3 separate regions of the Mus musculus genome follow, and all the other regions are linked to region 1. A link is a loop called in an ENCODE intact Hi-C map of the cell type or tissue named here. Cell type or tissue: heart. All regions are shown on one strand. Each heading gives the region's core, and the rest is flanking DNA. Links, peaks and the distances in the headings are about the cores only.

Region 1 (8,260 bases), core at 1,841-6,840:
TCTGGGTTCAAATTCCAGCACCCACATGGCAGCTCACACTGTATCCATTCCTCTGTTGAGGGACATCTGGGTTGTTTCCAGCTTCTGGGTATTATAAATATGGCTGCTATGAACATAGTGGAGCATGTGTCCTTATTACATGTTGGAGCATCTTCTGGATATATCCCAGGAGTGGTATACCTGGGTCCTCAGGTAGTACTTTGCCCAATTTTCTGAGGAGTCACCAGACTGATTTCCAGAGGGCTTGTACCAGCTTGCAATCCCACCAGCATGCAGGAGTGTTCCTCCTTCTCCACATCCTCGCCAGCATCTGCTGTCACCTGAGTTTTTGATCTTAGCCATTCTGACTGCTGTGAGATGGAATCTCAGGGTTGCTTTTGATTTGCATTTCCCTGATGACTAAGGATGTTGAACATTTCTTTAGGTGCTTCTCAGACATTCGAGATTAGTCAGTTGAGAATTCTGTTTAGCTCTGTTCCCCATTTTTAAATAGGGTTAAGTGGTTCTCTGGAGTCTAACTTCTTGAGTTCTTTGTATATACTGGATATTAGCCCTCTGTCAAATGTGAGATTGGTAAAGATCTTTTCCCAATTTGTTGGTTGCCATTTTGTCCTACTGACAGTGTCCTTTGCCTTATAGAAGCTTTGCAGTTTTATGAGGTTGCATTTGTTGATTCTTGATTTTAGCGCATAAGCCATTGGTGTTCTGTTCAGGAACTTTTCCCTGTGCCCATGTGTTTGAGCATTTTCCCCCACTTTCTCTTCTGTAAGATTCAGTGTATCTGGTTTTGTGTGGAGGTCCTTGATCCACTTGGACTTGAGCTTTGTACAGGGAGATAAGAAATGGATCAATTTGCATTCTTCTACATGTTGACTGCCAGTTGAACCAGCACCATTTGTTGAAAATGTTGTCTTTTTTCCACTGGATGGTTTTAGCTCCTTTGTCAAAGATCAAGTGACCATAGGTGTGTGGGTTCATTTCTGGGTCTTCAATTCTATTCCACTGATCTACTGCCTGTCACTGTATCAATACGATGCAGTTTTTAATCACTATTGCTCTGTAGTACAGCTCCTTCAAGACTTTCAATTATTAAACCATTCATTCATGATAGTGAAAAACCCAAGTTTAGCTACCTAAGCTGGAACCTATCTGCCATTTATGTAAACCCATTTTAAATAGGTTTCTTTTTTTTTAAAAAAGACGTTTTTTTTTTTGTATATGAGTACACTGTAGCTGTCTTCAGACATACCAGAAGAGGATATCAGACTCTATTACAGACAGTTGTGAATCACCATGTGGATGCTGGGAATTGAACTCAAGATGTCTAGAAGAGCAGTACGTGTTAACTGCTGAGCCATCTCTCTAATCCCCCATTTTGAATAGTTTTAAAAGAACTGAACTTTTAAAGAATACAATTATTTTACAAATTGAGAGATTTCACTGTTGTTCTTTATTCAGCCTGAAACCTTCATTCCTCAGTTTTCTAGGTGATGGGATTACATATGGCTACCAGGCCTGACTCACATTCCTTGATAGAGCCTGAAAGTTGAGGAAGAAATGCTTGATTGCTTTAATATTCTGATGAAACAGAAAAGGAAGTACAACAACAACAGCTCTATCTCCTGGCCAATTGAAGAGTTATTAATGGATGAAAAGAAACCATTTCCTCTGGTAAAAGGAATTAACACTGTATATATAGTCACTGTATATATAGACTATAGATGTTTTTATGACTGACTTAAGGTCCAGGTTTATGAATTGGTAAGATGATGCTAGCAACCACTGAAATCAATTGAAAAATTAAGGAAGTCGGACTATTTAAAACTAGGTGTGTGTGGGGGGGGGGGGGGATCAAGGATTTAGCAGCACACCTCTTTACCTGTACAGTCTTTGCAAGTCGGATGCTAAGATTCCAGTGTCCACATATTTGCCACATCTGTTACTACTGAGGTACTGAAAGAGAAAATATGACAATTAACTTAGACATTTTAACTAATAAATAAGAGGTTGAGTTATTCCAACACATAATTCAATATAAATTCTTAAGCAATAAAGTGTACCACAAAATAAAAAAGCATATCATGAACATAATTTTTTTTTAAGTACCACATCAGCCAGGCTTGGGTAGCGCACCCCTTACATCCAAGCACTCAGGAGGCAGAGGCAGTCGGATCTCTCTGAGTTTGAGGCAAGTTTGGTCTACAAAGAGTTTCAGGGCTGTCAGAGCCACGCAGGCTATACCTTCAATAAACCATCTCTGTCTGAGATCGGTGTTTGTATAGTTTGTAGGGTGACTCCTGGACCCCAACACAATCGAGCGTTTACGCTTTAACAACTGGATGAAAGGTGGTGTCAATTCCAGCGCCCACATGGCAGCTCACAACTGTCCATAACTCCAGTTCCAGGGGATCTACACCCTCACACAGACGTATGTGCAGACACAACATCAAAGCATATAAAATAAAATGCTAGTAAAATAAAAATACTCTATTTTTCTTTTAAAGGCAAAACCTGGGGCACTGAGCAGAGGTAGCTAGGAAACTGGCTATAGAAAAATTCAAGAGACTCTGTCTCAAAACAGTAACAAAAAGTAGGTGAGTACATTTTTTAGGTAAAGAATAACTTAACTCTAAGGCCTGTTGACTTTAAGGTGGCCCACACCTTTAATCCCAGAACTAGGAAGGCAGAGAGGAAGGAAGAGGCCAGCCTGGTCTACAGAAGGAGTCCCAGAACAGCCTGGGCTACACAGAGAAACCCTGACTCGGAAAAGAAAAACAAAATGAAACCAACAGTAAAACATACAAATTTGGGTCACAGGGTAGCTCATACTTAAAGGTGTTAGGCTGAATGAGATCTAGTAAAAAGTATGGAGGTGAGAAAGGAGTAAGAAGGAGCTGGAGAGATAGATGGCTTAGCCGTTAAGAGCAGTGACTGCTCTTTCAAGGTCCTGAGTTCAAATCCCAGCAACCACATGGTGGCTCACAACCGAAGACAGCTACAGTGTACTTACATCTAATAAATAAATAAATCTTTTGAAAGAAAGGAGTATGAAGAAAGAAGGGATACAAGAAGCCCAGAGAATTGAAAACTTAAGAGAACTTTCGAACCCCAAAATAAGCAAGGACGGCAGATCAAGGAAAAACAATCTAAGTTCTTGAAACTCCAATTTTTAAAAACCCCGAAATTCCACCAGTGAAAAATGGGAAACAAATACAAAAATGCCTTGCGGGGCGTGGTTGGTGCAGCCTTTAACCCAGCCTTGGAGCAGAGGAAGATGGGGCTCTAGTTCAAAGCTAGCCTGGTCCACAAACGAGGTCTAGGGTAGGCAGGGCTACACAGTACGACCGCCAAACAAAATCCAAACCTCTCCCTCCCTTTAATTCGTATCTCTGACTACGCCACTGAAGGCGTCCACCACACAGTGCTTCCAAGATACGAAAATAAGAAAAATAATGTCAAAGCCTCCAGGCTCCCAGGCCTGTTTCTCTACGGCAGCCGCAAGGGAACATCCAGACCATGCTGGAACCCGGCGGCGGCGGCCAGAGGCGCCAAGCCAGGCAGCCGCGCGCAAATGGAGATGCAGTGTCCGCAGACACACACGCACCTGAATGACCCGCTGCTTCAGTTTCCTGTCTACGAAAACCCCGGGTCTAGGCTTCATGATGCTGCTGCCCCGCACGGGCGCCTCTTGTTACCGGGAAAGACTGCCACAGCCGCGCTCGCCGCCGTACCGGAAACCCCGCCCACGCGTGGTCCCTAGCACCGGAAGTCCCCCCCGCAACTTTTCCTCAGCACGAAAGCTCCGCCTGTAGGGAGGACTACGCTGCTCACGGAGGTCGGGAGGACCTGGAAGCGCGCGAGTTTCCAGTCTGGTTCCTTGTCAAGATTACCCAGCCCTGCCTAAGAGGCTAGGCCCCCTTTGAAGGCGTTCAACTTTATTGGTTCCCAACTGAGCAAACAGACACGGACTCCATTCTTCGCGGCTGCGCAGACTCTCACAAGCAAGTAGTAAACTTGATGCCAAGCCTGGCATAGCAGGGGAAAAAAACCTTAAAAATATTCGAGAAGCGAAGGCAAGGAAGATTGCTGAAGAGTTCAAAGGCAGCACAGCCAAGTAGTAAGATGCTGTCTCAAAACAAAAAAAGTTTGGGTTTGTCACGTTCCAGTCTGGGAACCAGGACCGCAGCGTGTTCGCGGTTTCTGTTTGTTCTGTGTCGCACGCTGTACCCAAGGATAGTGTGGAACTCAGTCTGCAGCCTAAGACGTTTTCCCCTTAAAAACGTCTTTTCAGGAAAAAGCAAGATTCATGGTTTTGTAGAAAACAACTTCATGACAAACCAATATGAAGCAGAATTGGGATTTATTAAAAGATAATTTTAGCACTCTTGAGCACAGTGGCTAATAGGTGCTCAGGGGGAAAAAACAAAACAAAACAAAACAAGATAAAGCCCAAGGGTGAGTATGGGTTTCTTGGCCTTTTCAAGGGAGAATTTTGCATAGGAGTATTTTGCAACTGTTATGTGTAGGCGCCTCTCCGTTGTTATTGGTGTTTGTTTTTAAGGAAAATTATTCAGAGTAATTTACAAGGTTTAAGTGGTTGTTCAGGAAGTTTGATTTGTGGGGGTGCAGTAGCGCACACCTTAAGTCCCAGCGCACAGAAGGCAGAGGCAGATGGATCTCTGAGTTCAAGGCCAGCATATCGTCTACAGAGTTCTAGGAGATTTATTTGGGAGAAGTGCTGAGGATACAGAAAGGGCTGTCAGTTACTATTCGGTGATAAAACACATGGCCAAGGCAACTATAAAAGATTATTTGGCGCTCACGGTTCCAGAGGGATAGCCATCGTTATGGCGGTTCGGAGGTAGCGAGCAGCTAGGGCAGCAGCTGGGAGCATATTTCTCTAAGCACAAACAGAAAGTCTTGAGCTAACTTAAGCTGATAGGAGTCTTTTGAAACCTCAAAGCCTGTCCTCAGTGACATAATTTCTCCAGCAAGGCCACACTTGCTCCTCCGCAAATAGCCATCAACTGGAAACAAGTGTTCAAGTGCCCAGGACTGTGAGGGGCATCTAGTCAAACAACCACAGTAACCATTCCTGGCAGTTCTTAGTTTTCAGTTCTGGATATCAAACCCAAAAACCTCATATATGATAGGCAATCACTCCAACTGGGCTATATCTAGTGAGCTATATTCCTAGCTTTGACTTTGATTCTAATATTCCATTGTATGTGTATATATTTTAAACAATTCATATCTTGGTGGGTGTCTGGTTTGGTTCTGTAACTTGTCCGTTGTGGGAGTAGTGTTGTGATAAAATATGCATATTGTAGGTATCTCTTGTGTACTGACAATCATTCATTTGTATATATGTGTGTGTGTGTGTGCATACATATATATATGTATGTATGTATGTCAACTAGATCAGACGGTAGCTCTAGTTTTAGGAATCTTCTGTCTTCCATAGTATCTGTTTATAGTCCCACAAATAGTATATAAGGGTTCTTTCTTTCCAAATCCTTGCCAGCATTTGTTGTTATCTTGTTATTTATCTTTAATGATTGCCTTTCTGACTGGAGTGAGATGGAATCTCAGCAGAGGTATTTGCATTGGTGTGGGTCACGCCGCTCTCAGTGGCAGGTATATAATTTTTCATTGCCCCTGATATGAACACCTTGGCTCATTTTGTAATTCTAGCATTCAGGAGGCTGGGGCAACAGGATTGCTGCAAGTTTGAGGCTAGCCTGTGCCACTTGATGAGTTCCAGGCCATTCCTGATTACTGTGTGAGACCCTGCCTGAACAACAGCAACAACCATGAATAACAAGTATTTCATATCTTTATAAACGCAGATTTCCTGCTCTTTTGATAGTGTCCATTCTAATAAACGCATCACTTCACTGTAAACTTGATTTACATTTCCCTAGTAATTAGTAATACTGAAAGTCTTTGCATGTGCTTGTTGGCCATTTGTATAATCTTAGGAAAATGTCCCTTGAGTTCTTCCATTTTCTTCTTTCTTTCTCTCTTCCTCTCTTTCTTTCTCTCTTCTTCTCTTTCTCTTTCTTTCTTTCTTTCTTTTTCTTTCTTTCTTTCTTAATTTTCCTTCTCCTTTTCCCTCTCCCTCCCCCTCCTCCCCCTCCTTTTCTCTGTATAACAGCCCTGGCTGCCCTGGGACTTGCATTGTAGACCCAGCTGATCTCGAACACACAGAGATCTGCCTGCCTCTGCCTCTCTGCCTCTCTCCCTGCCTCTGGCCCCCAAGTGTTGGGCTTAAATTAGTGCCCCACCATGTCTGGCTTCCATTGACAGTTCTTAATTCAGTTGGTAGATATAATTGCTGTGTTGCATTTTAGGAACTCTTGTATATTTGCAGTATTAATCTCTGATGAGATAGTCAAATCATGAATATTTTCTCTAATTCTAGAGACTCCTTTTACTTTCTTGAAGTGATTTTCTTGTTGGTTTTTGAGACAGGTTCTCTCTATTATGTAGCTCTGGCTGTCCTGGAACTCCTCTGTAGATCAGGCTGTCCTCAAACTCACTGAGACCCACGAACCTCTGACTTGAGCTGTGATTAAAGGCATTCGAGGTGATGCCCAGGCCCTCTCTCTTTTCTTTTCCTTCTCATTCTTTTTTTTTTTTTCTGTTATTGTTTTGAGACATCTTGCTACTTGGCCCTGTTGCCTGTATTTTTATATTATATAAAAACATTTATGTTATATATAAAGATATATGTTTAGATAGAATATATATGTATATATATATATATATATATATATATATAATTACATTTTCATTTAAATTCATAGTTGAGATTACTGAGAGATGATTACTGTCCATTTCTTCCCTCCATTTCTTTGTTTCCTTTGTGGTTGTAGAAAAATGGACATTTTGATATCATATAGCAACTTCTTCCATCTGTTTCATGTCTGACTCAGTTAAGCCCTATCTGCTTTTTCTTGTCTCTCTTTTGTGTGTGTGTGTGTGTGTGTGTGTGTGTGTGTGTGTGTGTGTGTGTGTGAGAGAGAGAGAGAGAGAGAGAGAGAGAGAGAGAGACAGGGTCAGAACTCACAGAGATTCACCTACCTCTAACTCTGAGTGTTGGGATTAAGGCCTTTGTCACCACACCAGGCCTCAGCTGTTTTTCTTCTTTTAAAAATGTAGGTTTCCTAATTTTTTTGGGTATGAGTAAACTCCTTTGAGACAGTGTCTAGCTATGTAGTCCTGCCTGGCCTAGAATCCACTCTATAGACCAGCGTGCCAGGATGGTTTTGAATTTAGAGAACCACCTGCCTATTCCTCCTGAGTGCCAGGATTACAGGCATGTGCCATCATATCTTGTAACCTTTCAAATCTAGTATTTATACTAATGAGTCTAGACATGGGATTCAAAAACTGAGGTAAAAACCTGCTGGCTCAGAGAGGTAGCTCTATTTTCTTTACTATTTTCAAGAATCTGTTTACAAACCTGATCCTACAACTAAACTACTAATTTCTATCTGTGTCATTCTAAAGAGCCAGTCTGCATTTCTCTTGGGCTCCTTAGCTCTCGTTGCTAGAATCCTGTTTTTCCTGTGTCCTACCAGCTGCTTCTCTGTTGTTCATGAAAGCGCAGAGAGAAAATTCCTCTCTCCAGAGCTCCTTCCATAAAGGCTCTTTCAAGCTAAAAGAGAGCTCTATCAAAGGTCCAATGGCTTATAAAAGAAGTCTCTAGCTCCTCCTTTATGCCCTTGGCAGGCTGTCCCATGTGTCACTGTTGTGGGGGCTGGGGGTGGGGGGCCCCAAGACAAGTCAGTCGGGTGTTGTTTTTAAAAAAGTCTCTTTAAAAGCAAACAGTAGCAAAAATCTCAGCAGCCAATTTACCAAATAAGATTCAGGAGGCAGATGCTGTGCTGGAAGCCTGCTATCTCAGAGGCAGAAAAAGCACCTAGCTGACCTTCCTACTCCACCGATGTCCCAGAAGGAAGAACACTTTCTCCTTCTCCATGCTGTCTTAAATACCCTTCAACTCAAAGCCCTTCCTTTCTGTTTACTTAGAGTTCACTCCTCTTCAGCTGCTTGCTTGCTCTGCCTCTTGACCTAGACTTAACTTCATTTAGCTCTTGGATTAAAGGTGTGTGCTAGGGCAGGGCCACACCACAGGTACTTGCTTATAGCAAACAGAAATCTCAGTGATCAAAGGCAGAGCCAGACCACAATTAGAAACAGTTCACAGTCTCTCGGGGTTCACCACGTGGTGATGAAGTATCCTGCAAAGCAA
Region 2 (6,630 bases), core at 1-5,000, 88 kb after region 1:
ATCCCCATCGCTGTAGTCAGTTTGCTTTTCTCCTGGCGGGTCAGGAAAGCTTGAGCGAGGAGACCTGCCTGCTGAGGAAAGCATCCTTCTCCCTCGCTATTGTTTGCAGGGCAATAGGCACAGCGATTTGTCACCACCTCGGAAGCTGTTTGGGTGTAGGTGAAGAAGGCCACCTGCCCGTGTGGGAGGGTTGCTCGTGACCTGAGCGTTTAGCCTGACCTTCTTGTGTGCCAGGCTGGCGTCTGATGCAGGAAGTGCTGTTTTTGTATGTTCACCTCAGCAATTTCCTGACTCACTCTCTAGAAGGGACACACCCCATGGCCCTGCAGAGGAAACTTTGGAGGTTGCAAAGCTGGCCTTTGCCTGGCTGACCATGGGGCTTGGAGGTGGAGTCGTTTAAGGAAGGATTAGCAGAGGATGGGACTGTTGTCATTAGGATACCACACGTGACAAACTCAACATGACCGCCCACCTCTTGGATGATTCACAGGCCTGAAGCATGAGTAACTTAGAGGGTGGGCAAGCAGGTATTTGATTCAGTAGGGTGGGGCTGAACCCTCCCTCTCTCCTCAGCACCCATCGCTCCCTTTCCACAGGATCTGGTAGCCTGGAGGTTTCAGGTGCAGGGGGGCCTGTGAAGTCTCTCTTGGCCTGGGGAACCCTTGTCATTTGAATGGTTCTGTGAAGTGGCGCTTGTGACTGAAGTGCGGCTTTCCAGGGGGCTGGGGGGCAGCTGGAGTGGCTCAGCCTGAAGCACATTCTCAGCTCCCGCTGTCAGGGCTGGAGTGGGGGGCACACTATAGGAGGTTCTTCCTCTCACTCGTCATACGTCCCATGTGATAGCACAAAAGGGGAGGGCACCTTGTTGCCATTCCTCTGTAAGCCACATCAAAGCCACAGCTTCTATCCTGCATGGTAAGTTAAAGTCCATCCCAAAGCAAGTGTCCCCTTTGTATTATTACACGAAGCATTGGCTCATACATTATGTATGGGACATCAAACATCCGGTGTAATCTTATTTGACTGTGAATAGAACCTATGTTTTAATAATAACCAGCATTTTTACTATGTGTATGGCATCACAGATGTGTCATTTTAAATTATGTATATAGCTTTTAAAATGTGTAGTGACTAAAATAATTATGGTTGCTTCATGCGGCCCTCTATAGGATATGCCAGTTGAGTAGATACGGACTCTCAGTTCCCATAAAAAGACCACTTTAACTTGCCTGTCAGGAAGCACGGAAGTCACGTCTCAAGTATCATTGCCCGAGAAGGGCAGGACTCTTCTTACATCCTCCTTCCCATCCCACCAGCCCCTGCCCCTTCCACAGGCATCTGGAGAAGAAAGTCCTGCCGCAGTGTGTAGTGGGTCTGAGCTCTGTGTGAATCTTTCCATCATCCCAGGTCCAGAAGTGGGATGTGGTCCAAGGAACCCTAGACAAATGCTCCCTGGGACACTGCGGAATGATTTGCCGGCCTCTTCGAGACATTTCTGTTGTTCCCCTCCAGGGATCGCTGTGTCCTCCCAGGATGAGTCTCTCATGCTGGACCCTCTCTTTGTCCTGTCCCCCTCTGGATGCTGGCAATCTAGGAAGGTGCAGGAGGAAGCTTGCTCCCAGGATCCATATCCCACAAGGTGTCAGCTCCATAGAGCTGGGGTACCCATGGCCAGTCAGGAGGAGCAAGGAAGAGCAGCAGTGTAACTAACTCCCTTGAACAGCAGCCTGAGAGTTGTGAACGGGGTGCCCCTGTGCTCCCTGCAGGGGTTGGCACTTCTTTCTCAGCATCTGGAGATGGCAGCCTGGGCCTGGACAGGAAGTGTGTGCTGAGTCAACTAGGAAGTGGCAAGAGCTGGTGTCCTGCTTACACAGAGCTCTGTCTACCCAGAACTGGATGTTCCTCCTGAAACAGGATGGTATGGCGGAGTCCCCTCCTGTTCCCCAGCTTTGGACAGGAAAGGTCTTGACTTAAAAAAGCAGCCTTGCAGTGACAGGAAGGCTGACCACATTTGTATTTCTCACAGAGGTTTGACAGTGTTAGACAGCTTCTCTAGAGACCCAAGGGAGGCCAGCTAGGTGTTCACCCCGGTGTTTTTCCTGAGAATCCCTTTCCTAGACCACCTCTAAGCCAGCGAGTGAGACACTGGGCCAAAGGGCCAAAGCAGCTGCCTGGGAGGAGTCACCCATGCGGTCTATGGACACTGCCCCTCTTGTAACTTTCCAGTGCTCCGGGATTCCGACTGGCAGCTCTGACGCCTGGTGGTCATTTCAAGAACTGCACTCTGGAAGACTTGTCCATTTTTATTATTTTTAGATGCTTTAGCTTTCTTCTTCCAATAAATATAAATAAGATGGACCTTATACATTAGCAGTCATTACTGTTACTAAGTGAATTATTTATAAGTAAAATTCTTGCAAATGCAATCGACAAAATATATGTTTGTAGAAGATTCTGGAAAGATAAACCAGAGACTCTTTGATGATCTCCAAGGGGCACTACTGTGGGATGGAGAAAGATTTATTTTGCTTTATATATGTGCTTCTCTCTGAAATATATTTTAACTTATTTTTCAGTTTTCTTAGTGCTTGGCACGGTGGCACAGCCCTTTAATCCCAGCACTGTGGAGGCAGGTGGCTTTCTACAAGTTCAAGTCCACCCTGGTCTACAAAGTGAGTCCAGGGCTACACAGAGAAGCCCTGTCTCAAAAAACCAATTTATATGTGTGTGTATGTGTGTGTGTGGTGTGTATGCATGTATGTATATATTCTTTTCTTTTAGGTTTGTTATTTCATGTTTGTGAGTGTTTTGTCTGCATGTGGACATGTGTATCATGTGCATGCCTGGTACCTATGAAGTCAGAAGAGAGCGTCAGATTCCACAGAACTGGAAGTACACGTGGTTGTGAGCAAATATGTAGGCGCTGGGGATCCTCCCAGGGTCCTCTGTAAGAGCAGCCAGTGCTCTTAACCGCTGAGCCATCATTCCAGACCCCGCTTTTTAGGGTTTGTTTTTTTTTGGCACAAAGTCTCTCTCCATAACTCTGGGTGTCCGGAACCCACTATATAGTCCTGGGCTCAAATTCAGAGATCTGTCTGCCTCTGCCTCTCAGGTGCTGGGATTAAAAGTATGCACCACCACACCCAGCTAACATCTATATTAAACAAAGGCAAGTAATTACAGTTAAGAGCTGACTCTGGGCGAGCCCAAAGTCTAGGATTGTTCCTTCCAGGGCTCCAAGTTTGGTGTTCAGACGCCTCTGGAGTGTTTAAGGGAACAAAGTACGGCTGAATCCACTCTGGTCTCAATCACTAACAGCAGCAGAGGACTGCAGAGCTGAACAGGACAAAGCAGCTCTGGGGAGTGCTGGGGTCAGAAAGCCAACAAGAAGCTCCTCACTGTTGACCCTCCCACCAACGCCCACCCGCCCCTCTACGATACCCCACCTATGGGAGTGTGGATGCATTAACACATTTTAAGAACATGGTCATAGGTAAGTCTTCTTTCTTTTCCTGCCCATAGCCTGGAAACAGTGTGGCTTTGTGTGCTCACAGCCTACTTGCTGCACATGTTCAGAGAGGGTGAGGCATGTGAGGCCGAGGATCAGTGCAGGCTCCCAGCGCCAGTTCTCACCGCCATCCTGAAGGCTGGGCCACAGCAAGGCAGAGATGCTGACTCTGCAGCAGCTAGCTCTTCAGGGAAGGAAAAACCTTAGAAAAGCATCCAAAGACGAGGTCCTCATCCCGGAACTGTGCTGTTTCAGATCCTGCCTGCGTCTGAGCCTGCAATCAGCAAGCCTGGTGGCTAGGTCTCTGCTCCCTCCTTACTTGCAGCCTCCCTGGGTCTCCCTGGGAGATCAGGCACCTCCCTTAGCCAGCCCCCTCCCAGCTTCCTACTGCCACTCGGAACAGAACTTCCGCAGCTATCATGTGACCTTGAAGATGGAAGTCACATGCCAGAGAAGACAGAAGACAGAGACCCTGATAACTTCAAAGAGCCAGCCAAATAATGCCTGTTTACTCCTGATCCTGGTAAAAGTGAAGAGAGTAAATCCTTGCAAATAAACAACTAGATTTTCTCCCTATTGCATGCAGTTGAACCTGATTACAGCAGACAATGCGGTAGCCGAGTGTTTCTCTGTTCTCCTCTACACTTGCAAAGGAGCAGAAATAATGACTTATGACTGAAGTATCTGCTGGAGCCTCCCTCTGGTGGAGCTCAGCCACGCACTGTAAAATCTGTGTGTGCTAGCTTTCTTACAGTTACTGACTTTGAAGTCTTTTTTTAGGAGGGGAGTGGGGTGAAGCTGGACTTTCAGTGACTGTTTAACCATGGGGACAGGATGAAGAGGGTAGCTAAGGGTTCATAGCTGGGAGACAGGCTGCTCTGACTGCCTTTGTGAAATGCACATTTGGAGTCTGCAAAGCCCTGGCGAGGAGCTCAGAGAAGCAGGGTGGGACCACACTCTTGGTTCAGTTTCCTAGCACAGCCTGGACGGCAAGAGGTGAAGGTAGAATCACGTGGTCTCGATCCTGGAGCCACCCTTTAAAATTAGCTTTATTGGGGTATAACTGACAGGCAGGAAACTATAAATGCTTAAAATATATAATCTGACATTTTTCCTTATGTATATGGGGAAGTATCGCTACAACCAATGAAGTGTTCATAACCATTAAGTCACTTGTAGTCCATCACCCTTCCCTTGGCAACTAATGGACTGGCTGCCCTCTGTGACTATGAATTAACATGCATGTTCTTTTTTAATTTTTTGAGATTATAATTACATCATTTCCCCCTTTCCTTTCTTCCCTCCAAACCTCATATTCCCTGACCTTGAGAGTCTTTCAAATTCACGGACTCCTTTTCTATAATCGTAGTTACATACCAAGTGTGAGCCTGCTCAGTCTAATATTACTTTATGTTTATTATGTTCTCTGGGTCATTATAGCATCATACAGAGTAGTCTGCTGCCCTGTTTAAAGGGTGGCTCCAGGATCGAGACCACGTGATTCTACCTTCACCTCTTGCCGTCCAGGCTGTGCTAGGAAACTGAACCAAGAGTGTGGTCCCACCCTGCTTCTCTGAGCTCCTCGCCAGGGCTTTGCAGACTCCAAATGTGCATTTCACAAAGGCAGTCAGAGCAGCCTGTCTCCCAGCTCTGAATCTTTATCCACCCTTTTCATTGTGCCCGTGCTTAGCACATTTGTCTGTCTGTTTTTGAGACAGGGTTTCACTATGCCATCCCTCTGGCCTGAGCCTAGCTGCGTAGTCCCAGCTGGCCTCGAACTCACAGAAATCTGTCCTTTTCAGTTTCCCGAGTGCTGGGATTAAAGGGTGTACCAACATACCAGACCTGTGCTTAATTTATAAAGACACTTCTTAACTGTAAAGTGGCCAACCGTGCGAGGGCATGGCTCCTCCTAAGTCCTTCTCACTTGCTGGCTGGCTTTCTGAGGTCCTAGGGGTCAGCAGCAGGCCTTCGGCAAGTGAAGTGTGAACTTACTGAGAGCTCACTGCCACTGAGCAACACTGGCAGCCTCCTCTGTGTTTAACAACATTTGGGGCAACAAGACTTTTGAGTGTTAGTCATGTGATGCAGTTTAATTTTTGCTTATTTGCCACCTGAATTGAAGTGTTAGAAGTAGATGGTAAAAGGGATTTTTTTGAAAATCTGTGGTCCATTTGTTTTCAAATACAAGCCCTTCCTCAGGTATTTCCTGCATGAAGATTGTCTCCTGGTTCATCTGTCATCTCCATTCTCTCAGCAGTATCTTTTATTTATTTAACCCTCTGTTGTTTATTGTTTTTGAGATGGATTCTTGCTGTGTAGCCCAGGCTGGCCTTAAACTAGAACTTCTGCCTCAGCCTCCCCCATGTGGAATGTACTACCATGCATGGTAGTTTTAAATTCTGATGGTTCGGGGCTGGAGAGATGGCTCAGCAGTTAAGAGCACTGACTGCTCTTCCAGAGGTCCTGAGTTCAATTCCCAGCAACCACATGGTGGCTCACAACCATCTGTAATGGGATCTGATGCTCTCTTCTGGGGTGTCTGAAGACAAAGACAGTGTACTCATATAAATAAAATAAATCATTAAAAACATTTTGATAGTTTTCTTTATTCTTTTAATTATTTTATTTTATTTTTGGAGATGGGGCATGCATGTGTCACGATGCATACATGGAGGTCAGTTGACAACTTCTGAGAGATGACTTTTTTTTTTTTTTTAATTTTCACCATGTGATTTCTTGGGAAAACAAGCTGGGTCAGGTCAGGGCTCCTGTTCCAGCTGCACCGGCCCATTGCCCTTCCTTCAGCCTTTCTGGACGGTGGTGAGGGATTGAATCCAGGACCTCACTCACACCATGCAAGCCCTGTCCGCTGAGACTGTCACACCCCAACCCCATTTCTCTATTCTATTCTGTTAATTGATGTTCACCACCACCAAGCGCTATTTGATTCCTTTAGCTTTTAAATAAATCTAGAAGTCAGGTCGTGGTGTTCTTCAAGGCTCTTGTGGCTGTTCTGTAAATTCTTTGCATTATCATATAAATGTTAAAACTAGCTTGTCAGTTTCTGTACAGAAACTCAGAAGCCTGGGTACGGGTGGCACAGGCTTCTAATCCCAGCA
Region 3 (6,630 bases), core at 1-5,000, 67 kb after region 1:
GAATTAAGCAAGTTCTTCCTACTTTTGCCATTTAATGTTTCAGAAGTTTAAAAGAGTATACAATTTCTAAAAATGTGCTCTAACATTGGTTAAATAAAAACTAGGGTCTACACATTATCTATGGCACAGCACTTTGAAAGATAAAATACAAGGTGACAGATGGCCTGTATTAGGTATAGCTTTCCTTCCAGATATTCTGCTGGTATGGAAAGCCTGCTAGGTCAATCTTTACAATTAAAACAAGTCCAGCACCCCAAACCCTTTCCTTTCTCTCCATACTAAAAATAGCCAATTTACTATGCTGTAGGCTCCAAACAGTCACGAGTTATTTCCGCCTGCTGCTGTCAGCTTACTGCTTCCCTCAGTAATATATTCTGTTAGCATTCACAAAATTTATTTTCACACTTTTCCTTTTCCTTGGGGACTAAAGTGAAACCTTTCTGGATTTTTCTCTGGGAGCTGTTCATGGTTTGGTTCGGTGTTTCTTTAGCGCTCCCCATTTTTCAGCTCAACAGTGCAATTATCAGCTTGGGAGTGGAAATACTTCTGTCACTGAGAAAATGCAGATCTGCCCCTTTCCCAACCAATGCACGGGTGCGCTCTCTCTCTCTCTCTCTCTCTCTCTCTCTCCACACACACACACACACACACACACACACACACACAAAGCAAAACCAAACAAAACCAAAATCCCTGGTCTGGTTGCCTTCAAATTCGCCTTGACTCTAAGAAACTGTTGCTTGTTTACTGTCAGCTCCTGGCTCTGCCACCTTCACTCAGCTCCAGGACACTCCCACCAACCCTACCTCAACTCCCTCAGCTTTTCTTTCCTGTGTGTTCAAAACAGATGCGTTTTGGTTGGACCCGCTGTCTACCTTCACCCTACATTAATGACCACCCAAACTGTATTTGAAAACCAATGATTCACCAGACCTGACATCACATTTTCAAAAGAAAACCTTCTGGGTTTTGAAGTGGGATTTTACTAGTGCTAGGCCTCTAGTGTGTACACACACACACACACACACACACACACACACACACACACACGGCCTCTGTCTGCATGACTTCCACTGGGTATCTGACTTCATTATTCCCATCAGATTTACTCGACAGCCTCTTTCCAAATTATGCCAGCCCCTTAGTTCCCATAAACACTTGTAGGCGACTGTCCTTCCTGATTGGTAGTTTGCCTGGGCTGCTGTCGGTCAGGGGTGGGGGTGGGGAGGTGTCCCACAAAGATGCCTCTGAGACACACTTGAAAAACAAATCCTCCAAGGTTCATTATTTCCACCGCTCTGATCCACCCCTCCCCCAGCATAAACAACCTCGGTGTCCGCCTTCCCGGACAGACAATCCTGCTCTGGAGGTGCGCGGGGAGGGGTCGCCCTGGGTTTCCACTACCCCTCCCCAGCCCAGGCGGCTCGGCTGGCCTTAAGACATCGGGCCGATTCCCTTTCCTAGACCTCCCCTCCACCGCCCCCCCCCCCAGGGCTGTCTGTCCCCGGCCTCCTGCGCACTGGGCCCCGGGGTCCCCGCAACCCACCCGGCCGCTCGGCCCCGGCCTGGCCCTCACCAGTTGTAGGACGGACACTTACTTGAGCCCTAGGCCATTGAGGTGCTGTCCTATGAGCCTAATGACATCCTCATCGGACTGCGAGAGCCGCTTCTTCTTCTTGAGGCTGCTGCCCAGCTCGGGGGTGGCCTGGGCGGCGGCGGCGGTGGCGGAGGCCGCGGCGGCCCCGCCGGGAACCCCGTTATTGACACTCAGGCTGTTGCTATTGTTGCCAGCGGCGGAGGGGGCGGCAGGCAGGAGCCCGTTGGCGTGGGCCAGGTCCCCCGCGGACGTCGCCGAAGGGGACGACTCCCCGTTCTGCGCCGACAGGCAGGCGAGCTCCGGGGTCTGGCCCTGGCCCCCGCCGCCCCCGCCGCCGCCTCCTCCCGCCCCGTTGGCCTGCATGGTGCCGCCGCTGACCAGGCTGTGGCCGCTGCTCCGCTGCGGGGCGGCGGGGGCGGCCGGAGGCAGTCCCACCACCACCACCACGGAGGAGGAGGAGGAGGAGGCGGCCGGCGAGGGCGAGGGCGGGGGGGGGAGGCCTGCTCGGCCCGCCGAGGCCCCGGGCTCTCCTGCTCCCTCCGCCGCCGAGGCTCGGGGCTTCTTTCGCGGGGGCGGGGAGGCTCCGCCGGCGTCCGAGTCGGAGGAGGAGGAAGCGGAGGCCAGAGTTTCCTCGCCGAGAGAGGCCGTGGTGGGAGGCCGGCGGGGCGCGGCGGGGGTCGGCGGGGCGGGAGGAGGGGGAGAAGGAGGACCGGGCCCTTCCCCCCCCCTCCGGAGGCGCTCGCGGCGCGGCCCGGGGGCTCGCGGGCACTGGGGGGGGCGCGGGCCCGAAGCTGGGAGCCCGGACGGCGGCGGCGGAGGCGGCGGCGGAGGCAGCGGCCGCCTCGGTGCTGGGTCCGCGCCGCTCCGCTCCCTGGTGTGTTGATTCTTCCCCCAGCTGCTGTCTAATGGAGTCCGGGCGCTGGCGTCACAGGAAATGCCTATACTGCCCTCCTCGCTCACTTCCGGCAGCAGGTATGGAACCTATAGGGGGCTGTCACCCGGCACGTGTGTGTCCGGCGGCCGGGGTGAGGCCGTGGGGTGAAGGCGAGGGCGGCCGGGGGTGGGGGTCCGGCCCCGGCGGGGAGGCGCGACTCAGCACGACCTGGCCCGCCTGTGCGAGGCCGCCCTGGCTCCCCGGGTCAGGCGTGCGAGCTCGGCCTGCAGTAAGTTCGCAGCCTCGCTCCGGGGCCCTGCAGGGTGGGAGGCGGAGATCACGTCCTCGCCCTGCACCCTGAGTGACCCAGAAAGGAGCGAGCGGCCGGCGTGGAGGGGGCCGCAGACGCACTGGCACGGGCCAGGGTGGGGCCGCCGGCGGCCTGGTTTTGCAGCTTGTGACTTCGAGCACAAGGGTGTGCTAGGCCCCTGGCCACCGGCTTCTTGCTCTGCACTCAGGATTTAACCACTGCCTCGGTTTAGGGTGGAAACACTTGAACTTGCACAGCCAAGCACCACACACAGTTGTATCCGTGTCAGTCCAGGACAAGGGAGATGACAGCAGAGCTGAGTGTGCTCCACCCTGGGAAGGCGAAGTCGGCCGTAAACTGCCTTCCCTCTGGGAGGAAAAACAACAACTCGTGGGGGCAAGACGTTTCAAAGGCTGAGGGTGTGTAGAGGCGCTTTGCTTTGGAGTTTTACTAGGTTTGTTTTGTCTTTCTTTTAAGTGCTCGCTCAGATGTCTTGTTCCTGGTTCCTGTACCTCTGACCGAGGGGTGGGATTGGGGCACCGTTTCAGATTCTGGTTTGAAATTTTCAAGTGGCCGGAGTTTCACTGTCCCAGCGCTTTAAACGGCTTTCTTGAGTGGAGAAACACAGCAGCAGAGAACTGAGTAACTATGTTACTCTGTGGCAAATGGTCCATGGGGCCCTAGTCAGTTTCATGGACTTGGGTCGTAGCATGTAGACCTGGTGTGGACAGATATTTTTCCTGACGTGACTTCCATTTGGGAGGAAAACAACAACAAAAAGACCAAACAAACAGACCCAACAGCCTTAAGCAATACATCTTATGTCTCTGAAATTTACAACACTCACAGCTCAGTAATTTTTAGGTCTTTGGGGACAGCCTTTTTTAAATTTAGAAGTGTAATAAAAATTAGCCTATGATTTGTCAAGAATCCTGAGCTCTCTTCATCTTGAGACTGGGAAGAGAGACAGAGACCAGGGCAGTCTTACAGAGATCTAGCATTGTGGCTGTCATGCTTTAAATATGCTTTCAGGTGTCAGCTGTAATTGCAAAGTGACTCACATACGGTGTTTGTATTCACCTGAGACAGACCTTCATTTTAGCTGAGGTTCATAGGGCACAGACAGTATATCCAGCAGAGCCAGAATTACTAGATAGTCAATGCCCTCATAGAGCCCTGTACAGCAACTTTAGAAATCTCATTATCATGAAGGTTGTTAGTGTTTAGGCAAAATTTACTTTCTGAAAAATGGTTTATCGTAATCTACTGGTTCCTAGCAACCTTCAGGTGGATCAAGTCAGGAGCTTAGTTTGAGTAAAGTCTGTAGCTTTTATAAAGAAAAGGACCATTTAACTATAGGCCAGGTTTCCACTCCTTAACAAAGGGGGAGAGGAGAGGAGCAATGACTAGGACTTCATCACCATCCAGGCTCAGTGCGCACATCTCAGCTTTTCACCTCAGAGTAGCCTAGATGCCTCTTAGAAGTTCTTGAATTTATGAAATCCATATGCATGTGCCCCTTTTATCTATAGTAAAACATTGGGAGCTTATTGTCTGACTCTAGAGCCTTTAGAGACAGGTTTCGGCTCCACTTGCAATAATTTTGGAATACTGTTCTTCACATTCAGAAGGCTTTAGTAACCTCATGTTACCCACATGTTAAAAAAAAAATGTATAGTTGTCTTGCATTCCCTAGTGGATCTGGTCTTATCTCAGTCTTTCTTTTTGGCTAGCTCTCTTTTAAAAAGCCTTTTGTTTTTATTTTATTTTTAGTTAGCTCATAAATTATGTGTTTCAGATTGTACGGTGTACCTTTCTGGAAAGGTTTTAATCTCTTGCCATCTCTGTGAACCCTTTGTCACTGTTGCCGAATTGCTAGGCTTGTTTCTTCTGAAGACCTCCTGTCTTCTCCACAGCCCGATTATGTGGAGTTTCTCTGTCAAGACTCAGCTCCTGCCAGGCGTGATGGCACGCGCCTTTAATCCCAGCACTCGGGAGACAGAGGCAGGCGAATTTCTGAGTTCGAGGCCAGCCTGGTCTACAGAGTGAGTTCCAGGACAGCCAGGGCTACACAGAGAAACCCTGTCTCGAAAAACAAAAACAAACAAAAAAAAAAAAGACTCAGCTCCAGTGAACCTCCTTAGGGGAGTGTCTCCCAGCTTCCAGCCTTTGGTAGGACTATGACTTGTTAAGGACTCCCCAGGACCGGAGATTGCGGATGAGCTCATCCGCTGGCTCTCCTGAGGTCACTTAAGGGGAACCTTCTAGATCTCTGTCTCCTGGCTTTATCTCTTCTGTCCTCCTACAAAAGACCAAGCTGGGGCTAGGACTAAGTCAAGTTGCCTCTTAGGGAAAAGTTGCATGTGTATTTAGGTGCTTAATTAACTTCTGTTCTACTATATGGGGCTCTATATGAAAGCCCTGTGGTAGGTGCAAAATGGAGGAACTGCTGTGTCTGGTTCTACAGTGATGGGGAAGCAGGGATTTTCTGTGTGCACAGCTGATGGTGTCACTGAGAAGCAGACGTTTTGGTTGTGCCACCTTGTCAGGGATGCTGCAAAGTCTGCTGCTCAGTAGGTTGTTGAAGTAATTGGCACCAAGGCCTTTGCCAGGCTTCAGGTTCTCTTGGGACTGTGTATATTTGAGGCTGACAGCGAGGGTACGGACGTCTGGAGGGCAGAATCCCTGTGTGTTCATCTTAAGGCTGTGTTTTTCAAACTATGGGTCATAACCCACTTGTGAAATCCATGTACTTAGCCATAATAGATGGTTTTAAAGTAAAGCAGAAAATGATACAAGCATGAACAGTGGGGTAAGCCACTTGAGGGTGGCATGGTTATTTTGTAAACCTTTTGTTTCAGTGACAGATACTTGTCTGGGCTTTATAAAGTAAATGCATTTCTTCTCTTCTCAAAAGGATTTGAGTGCTGAAGAGACAAGAGCACTCCCTGCTCTTGCAGAAAAGCCATCTGATTCCCAGCACCTGAACCATCTGTAACCCTAGATCCAAGGGACCCAGGAGGCATGCATGGGATGCACATACAGGCAGACGAAACATTTATACAGATAAAGGAAAAATAAGTAAATCTAAAAAAAACCAACTGTCTTAGACTTTACAAAACAGCTGGGTGGTGGTGGTGCAGGCCTATAATCCCAGCACTCGGGAGGCAGAGGCAGGCAGATCTCTGAGTTTGAGGTCAACCAGGGCTACACAGAGAAACCCTTGTCTTGGAAAACTGAAACCAAAACCAAACACAGTGATGGAGCAAGTGGTGACACACACCTTTAATCCCAGCCTTTGGGAGGGAGAGATCAGCCTTGTCTGTAGAGTGAGTTCCAGGACAGCCAAGACTACATATAAAGACCCAGTTTCAAAAGGAAAGGGGGGGGGGGGACCCTCAGTCATCTACCTCAATCCTGATTGGCTAAAAGGCGGCTCAAGAAATCGAAATGACAGGCGACTATTATATTCCAAGGCAACGTTTCTCATCCTTAAAACTAAAAAGATCAACTTTCAAAAGTTGAGATGTTTTAAATATAAAGATGTTTATACTCACAAAAGTAAATTTTCACAGGTGTTGGTTAAACTGGTAAAAGTTATGTTTCTGTCAATATTTAAATTTAGGATTTGGGAGTAGAGCAGTTTAACATACAGAGCCCAGGCTGGCCTGGGACCGACTCTCTTGCCTTACCTTTTGGAGTGCAGAGATACCAAGCATGCACCCACACACACAACTCTTCCTACCTTTTCTTTGTTTGAGGTTGTAAAGCCGCGGGCTAGACTTGTTGCACTGGGGTAGGCTGGGGAGAAGCCGAGTGAATATGGGAGCTGGAGTCAGAATATTTAGT

Evidence for each region. Hi-C counts contacts between places; a loop is a spot of excess contacts. Peaks named below come from ENCODE experiments on the same cell type or tissue, not always from the same donor. Only the 100,000 strongest peaks of a DNase experiment are listed, where the experiment ranks them.
Region 2: a loop joins it to region 1, with 4 times the contacts of the local background. A loop is called at or near these places in 5 of 42 quality-filtered maps.
Region 3: a loop joins it to region 1, with 4 times the contacts of the local background. A loop is called at or near these places in 4 of 42 quality-filtered maps.

The regions. Positions count from the first base shown.
Region 1 is chr1:181,140,447-181,148,706 of GRCm38, forward strand. It overlaps Nvl (nuclear VCP-like), which reads right to left and starts at 3,758. Exons shown (of 23, transcript NM_026171.2): 1 at 3,605-3,758; 2 at 1,880-1,953. The coding sequence starts at 3,661. In heart, for the core only: a CTCF peak has its summit at 3,831; a DNase peak (open chromatin) is centred at 3,865; H3K4me3 peaks cover 3,103 bases; H3K27ac peaks cover 2,162 bases.
Region 2 is chr1:181,230,644-181,237,273 of GRCm38, forward strand. It overlaps Gm38664, which reads left to right. Exons shown (of 6, transcript XM_011238899.2): 3 at 1,513-1,639; 4 at 1,767-1,918; 5 at 2,577-2,672; 6 at 3,319-5,726. The coding sequence ends at 3,479. Among named protein-coding and RNA genes, the nearest start is that of Wdr26, 22 kb to the left of the region's middle. In heart, for the core only: a CTCF peak has its summit at 2,266; DNase peaks (open chromatin) are centred at 298, 1,818, 2,158, 3,838 and 1 weaker place; H3K4me3 peaks cover 836 bases; H3K27ac peaks cover 3,077 bases.
Region 3 is chr1:181,209,478-181,216,107 of GRCm38, forward strand. Wdr26 (WD repeat domain 26) reads right to left here and starts at 2,501. Exons shown (of 14, transcript NM_145514.5): 1 at 1,599-2,501. The coding sequence starts at 1,960. It overlaps Gm38664, which reads left to right and starts at 1,959. Exons shown (of 6, transcript XM_011238899.2): 1 at 1,959-2,022; 2 at 2,333-2,569. The coding sequence starts at 1,959. In heart, for the core only: a CTCF peak has its summit at 2,872; DNase peaks (open chromatin) are centred at 1,354, 1,684, 2,544 and 2,944; H3K4me3 peaks cover 3,758 bases; H3K27ac peaks cover 3,211 bases.